2 separate regions of the Homo sapiens genome follow, and region 1 is linked to region 2. The links are chromatin loops, found by intact Hi-C in ENCODE. Cell type or tissue: ascending aorta. All regions are shown on one strand.

Evidence for each region. Peaks named below come from ENCODE experiments on the same cell type or tissue, not always from the same donor. Only the 100,000 strongest peaks of a DNase experiment are listed, where the experiment ranks them.
Region 1: a loop joins it to region 2, with 1.9 times the contacts of the local background. A loop is called at or near these places in 4 of 110 quality-filtered maps.

Annotation. Positions count from the first base shown.
Region 1 is chr19:15,431,624-15,434,123 of GRCh38, reverse strand. All of the region lies in intron 5 of WIZ (WIZ zinc finger), which reads left to right. Among named protein-coding and RNA genes, the nearest start is that of AKAP8L, 14 kb to the right of the region's middle. RefSeq lists a silencer at 1,253-1,492 and an enhancer at 1,879-2,477. In ascending aorta, no CTCF peak of the experiment used is centred here; DNase peaks (open chromatin) are centred at 743 and 1,303; H3K4me3 peaks cover 1,958 bases; H3K27ac peaks cover 1,841 bases.
Region 2 is chr19:15,194,507-15,197,006 of GRCh38, reverse strand. The region is part of intron 2 of NOTCH3 (notch receptor 3); the gene reads left to right. Among named protein-coding and RNA genes, the nearest start is that of NOTCH3, 5.2 kb to the left of the region's middle. RefSeq lists enhancers at 1,441-1,941, 1,942-2,442. In ascending aorta, a CTCF peak has its summit at 1,401; DNase peaks (open chromatin) are centred at 864, 1,496 and 1,886; H3K4me3 peaks cover 2,115 bases; H3K27ac peaks cover 2,500 bases.

The DNA of each region.
Region 1 (2,500 bases), 240 kb before region 2:
ACCATGCCCAGCTAATTTTTTTTGTATTTTTAGTAGAGATGGGGTTTCACCATGTTGTCCAGGCTGGTCTCAAACTCCTGACCTCAAGTGATCCACCCCTCTTGGCCTCCCAAAGTGCTGGGATTACAGGCGTTAGCCACCGCACCCGGCCCCTTCGGTACTATTCCTACTTGCAGCTGCTGGGGTCCTACCTAGATCTGTACTCTGGGCTCAGTCAGACCCACTCACAAGCCCACTTGAAGGGCATTCATGAGCCTGCAAAGGGGAGGGTGGGGCTATCAAAGCCCCCTCTCCTTGGAGGTTCAGAGAGGACAGGGGCTGGTTGAGGTGACACCTCAGGAAGGGGCAGAGTGGGGACTTGACCTCAGGCTTCTTGCTTCTGCTAAAGGCTGCTCCCCAGGCACTCAGCTCACCCACGTCTGGCTTGTAGTGTCTCAGGGGTGGCTGCGAGACAGAGCTGGCTCTGAGGATGGCTAGGGGTGCAGGAGGCACTGGGGTATAAGGAATCAGCCTACGGATGAGAGGAGCCAGGTTTGGCACTGCCCTGGCCTTGTCCTTGGGAGGGAGAGCTATGACCAGTCTTTCAGTGAATAACTGCGAGGCAGAGGGTTGGCGGTTAGGGAGTGATTGGGAAGATCTTGGAAGCCTTGCCTTAAGTAAGGATATGCAACATTAGGGCTAGGTCTGGGCACTGGCGCTGCAAGGCTGTCGTTAGAAGCCTGCCCCCTCTCCCTAAGTGGGCAGGAGGGGGCGGGTGCCAGGTTGGGGGCGGGGCAATGTTCCGATTCTAGCCCCACCCAACTGTCAAGGAACAGCTGGGGACAATCGGAGAGAGAAGCAGGCGGTGATTGAAATGTGTTGCCGGCCTTGTGGGGTTCCCTAGGTCTGCGGAACGGCACCGTCGGGGGACGGTTGGATAACAGGATGATACTGGAGGGATTCTTGTGGTTGGAGATCAGGTGTTTTCCAGGATCCCCGACTCGGAGATGGAGACTTTCCGGAAAGGGAATGGGGCAGGGTCCTAGGGCAGGTCCTAGCTCCGCCCGTCGGGGCTCTTAAGAGTTTTGACGTTGTTTAAGGGGGTCTGAGTGAGGCCGGAAGATTCCCATCCTAGGGATAGAGATGTCCGGGGACTGGGCTGGGGCGGCGGTTAGAGGCCGCTGGGCGCCCAGCGTGGGTGCATCCGCTAGCCAGGGCGCGCGACAAGCTTCCAGCAGCTGCAGCCGTCCGCCCTCAGGGCCCAGACGAACGGTTTCGCTCGTGGCACTCGGCGCTCGGCGCTCGGCACTCGGCAGGCCAACCTGGGCGCGCCCTGAGGGGCGGGGCGGAGCGGGTTTGGCGGCGGCGGCAGCGGCACTCGGCACTCGGCGCTCAGCTGCTCCCGCCTGGGGCGGCCGCCCCGCGTGCGCCGGAGCCAAGATGGCCGCCTCCACCGCCCAGTGCCGAGTGACAAAAGCGGAGAGCAAGGCGGCGGCGGGGCCGCGCGCGGGGGGCGCCCGGGAGCGCGCGCCCGCGGGGGCGCCCCCGCCCAGCCCCCCGAGCCCGGGCCCCGCGGCACCCCCCGCGCCGCCGCCGCCGCCCCCACCCCCGCCGCCGCCGCCACCACCACCGCCACCGCCACCGCCGCCGCGGGACGGGCCCAAGGCCGAGCCGGAGCCGGGGCCCGGGCCCGCGTCCGCTCCCGCGCCCGGTAAGAGCCCGCGCTTGGGAGGGTGTGGGGAGGGGAAGGTCGGAATCCCGCCTGCCGGTGCCGCCGCCCCCGACGCCTTCCGTCCAGTCTGCGGGACCCCCCCCTCCCCCAGGCCCTTTAGTTGTGTGGGCCCAGGGCCTTCTGTCGCCGCTCGCAGGGTCCCAGGCCTCAGAAACACTCCTCCGCCGCTCCTCGAGACCTTTGCCCCGTCTGACAGATGTCCCTTGCCCCCTTTGGAGCCCCGGGAGCGTCCCTTGCCACGGTTCCGGTCCGTCCGGTGCGGAAACTCACTTCAGCCCTGCCCCATCTGACAGACGCGCCCACCCGACCCGGAGACTTTGACAAAGTCCTCGGTGCCCCAGTCCTCAGCGCCTACTCTTTGCTTCTGCGAGACTCAAACTGAGCATAGAACCTACATGGCCCCCTGCCCCGTTACATCCCACTGAACGCCTCCAAGGCCCCATTTGGCACAGTTCCTTCATCCTTTGCTCTGAACTCTAAATTTGGAGTTCAACTGGCCTCCCAGGCCCCTTTGAACAACTAGACGTGAAAATTCACCCTTGGTTCCCTCTGCCACACACTCCTCACCCAGGGATGCTGCGGGCCTGATAGATGTCTCAGAAACTTAACACAAAGTTCTGTGATTCCAACTCTTTCTGTCCGAAGTCAGATAGCTGTAGGTGCAGACACCTTACCCCACTTAGGGCCCAGCTTGTGATCAGTAGGCCACCCCTGGTCCCCCATTGTCTCTGCAGCCCCAGCTGTCTTGTCTGGTGGAGATTCCTCACAAGTGCTGTGAAGCCACCTCCC
Region 2 (2,500 bases):
TTCCCTCTCTGATCATCATTGCACCTGTGAAATAGGGAATGCTTCACTGGCGACTGTGAAGGGACTTAACAATTTAGTTGTTAGATATCACAAGGAAAGGCAAGAGGTTGCAGGGAGCAGAGCAGAGGCTGGGAAGGAGCTGAGCAGAGACAGAAAGAGCTCAGCTTAAATTCTGGGGTCTGGGACACCTTGAGCATTCAAGCTTTTTGAGCCTCAGTTTTTGCATCTGGAAAATGGGGCAATAATAACTCCTGTATGCACTCAACATACATTAAGTGCTCAGAATATAGTATGTGCTCAACATAGGCATTATTATAAATAATAATGGTAGGGAGGCAGGAAACAGGTGCTCTAAGGAGAAGTCTCTCAAGGTTATGAGGAAATGCTTGGCTCCTTTCATGCTATCATTAATAACAGCAGTTCACGCAGTAGCCATTGATTGACTCATTAATGTATTCATTTATTCAGCATCATGTGTGCCAAGTACTGGGTCAGGCCCAAGCTGGGTGGGTCTGGGGTGATTTTAGACCAAGAAGAGCCGCTTTGAAGTTACACCTACATTTATTTTGGCTGGATCTCCCACTCGGGCTCACCTTTGTGGAGGGCTGAGCCTGACTGAGAGGGTTTCCTGGGGCTGGGGGGTCTGCGAAGGTGGGGCGGGATGGGGAAAAGTGTGACCTTACCTGGAGCCACACACCTGGGAGGGCGAGCGGTGGGGCCGGGCGCCTGCGCAGTGGAGCTCCGCGCCTGGAATACTGCCGACAGGTGAATGAGCCCGCGGCTGCCCCGCCCTTCGACAGGTGAATCACCGGCGCGCGCGGCGCCCGGAGCCCGGATCGCCCGGAGTGGAGCGGGCTCAGTCCTCCGAGTTGGGCTGTGGGAACCACTCCCTACACGCCCTCCACCCCCCACGAGTCTCTTTCACGGTCTCAAATACTCAAGTCCTTTCAAGGATGCCCCCAAGCTGTCACCCCACCCATGGATCCCCCAAGACCCCCCCACCGGCAGCAGACGTTTCCATAGACCTCGTCCCCATCTCCTAGTCCTCGCCTCACCCGCCGTGCCCCCCCTAACTAGGTCTGCGCTCCCCCCTCCGTCTCCCCCAAAGCTTAGGCCGTGGGGCGGGGCGCGGGCTGGGGCTGGAACCGGCCCGACCGGTCGGCGGGGGCGCGGGACGCAGAGCGTGGGAACCCGCCCGGGGCGTCGGGAGGGGGCCCGCGCGGGTCGCGCCCTGCCTGGCGGTGGGACCAGCTATCCTCGGCGCCCAGCGCAGCGCGCCCCCTCCCGACGCGCGGTCGGGGCCGCAGTGGTCGCCCTGCGGGCCTTGGAGGAGGGGACGGGAGCTGTGCCCTCCCCTCCCAACGCCACCCGCACCCTTGCTTGCTCGGCCGTGCCCCGACCTGTTTCGCTGGGGGCCGGGGTGGGGGGGATCTTGCGGGTGACGCTAAGGACTGAGTCAGCCGCTTGTTGAGTTCAGTCTCAGGCGTCTGGGACAAGCCGGAGGGAGGACAACCGCGCCAGGGGCGGAGGGTGGGGGGATAGAGGGGGGTGAGGGTTGGCAGCGTCGGGGGGCGGAGCTTGGACTCTCTGGCTTCTCTAAGCCCCTCCCTCTGACCCCGCTAGTGCCCCTTGGAGATTTCCAGTCTTAAGACCAACCCCTCCCAGTTCCAATTCCTCACACTCCTTGGTGGGCTTGGGGAGGGGGCTGCAGGTTGAAGGACCACCCCCCCAAGATGAGGGTACCAACAGTGGTGTCAGTACCCCAACCCTCCACCCTCCCATCCCTGCATAAGAGGCTATATAAGTCCCAGAGAAGGGACTTGAGGGTTTGTGGGAGCCCTGCTGTCTGTCCCTGTGAGTGAGAGTTGCTCATTTCCGCGTGGGATGCTGTGGGTTGGTGTCTTGAGTGCTGGCCAGGCCATGGCGTCCAATTGGTGTGTCCCTCTGTGTGTGTAGCTGTGGTTTCTGGGCCTGTCTGTGTGTGCCTGCGTGGTTGTGTCCTGGGGTCTGAGACTTCTTTTTTTCCTTTTCCTTTTTTTTTTTTTTTTTGAGATCGAGTATCGCTCTTGTTGCCCAGGCTGGAGTGCAGTGGCTCGATCTTGGCTCACTGCAGCCTCTATCTCCTGGGTTCAAGCGATTTTCCTGCCTCAGCCTCCGGAGTAGCTGGGATTACAGGCATGTGCCACCACACTTGGCTGATTTTTTGTGTTTTTAGTAGAGACGGAGTTTCTTCATGTTGGTCAGGCTGGTCTCGAACTCTTGATGTCAGGTGATCTACCTGCCTCGGTCTCCCAAAGTGTTGGGATTACAGGCGTGAGCCACCGCGCTTGGACATGGGTCTGAGACTTTTCATTTGCTGTTCCCTCTGCCTGGAATGCCGTTCCCCAGAAAGCCCCATGGCCCCCTCCTTACCTTCATATGTCTGTGAAAATAGAATTCCACCTCCTTGACCCCATCATTCTATCCCCCTTAACCCTGTGGTTTAGCTTCCTACGGCTGC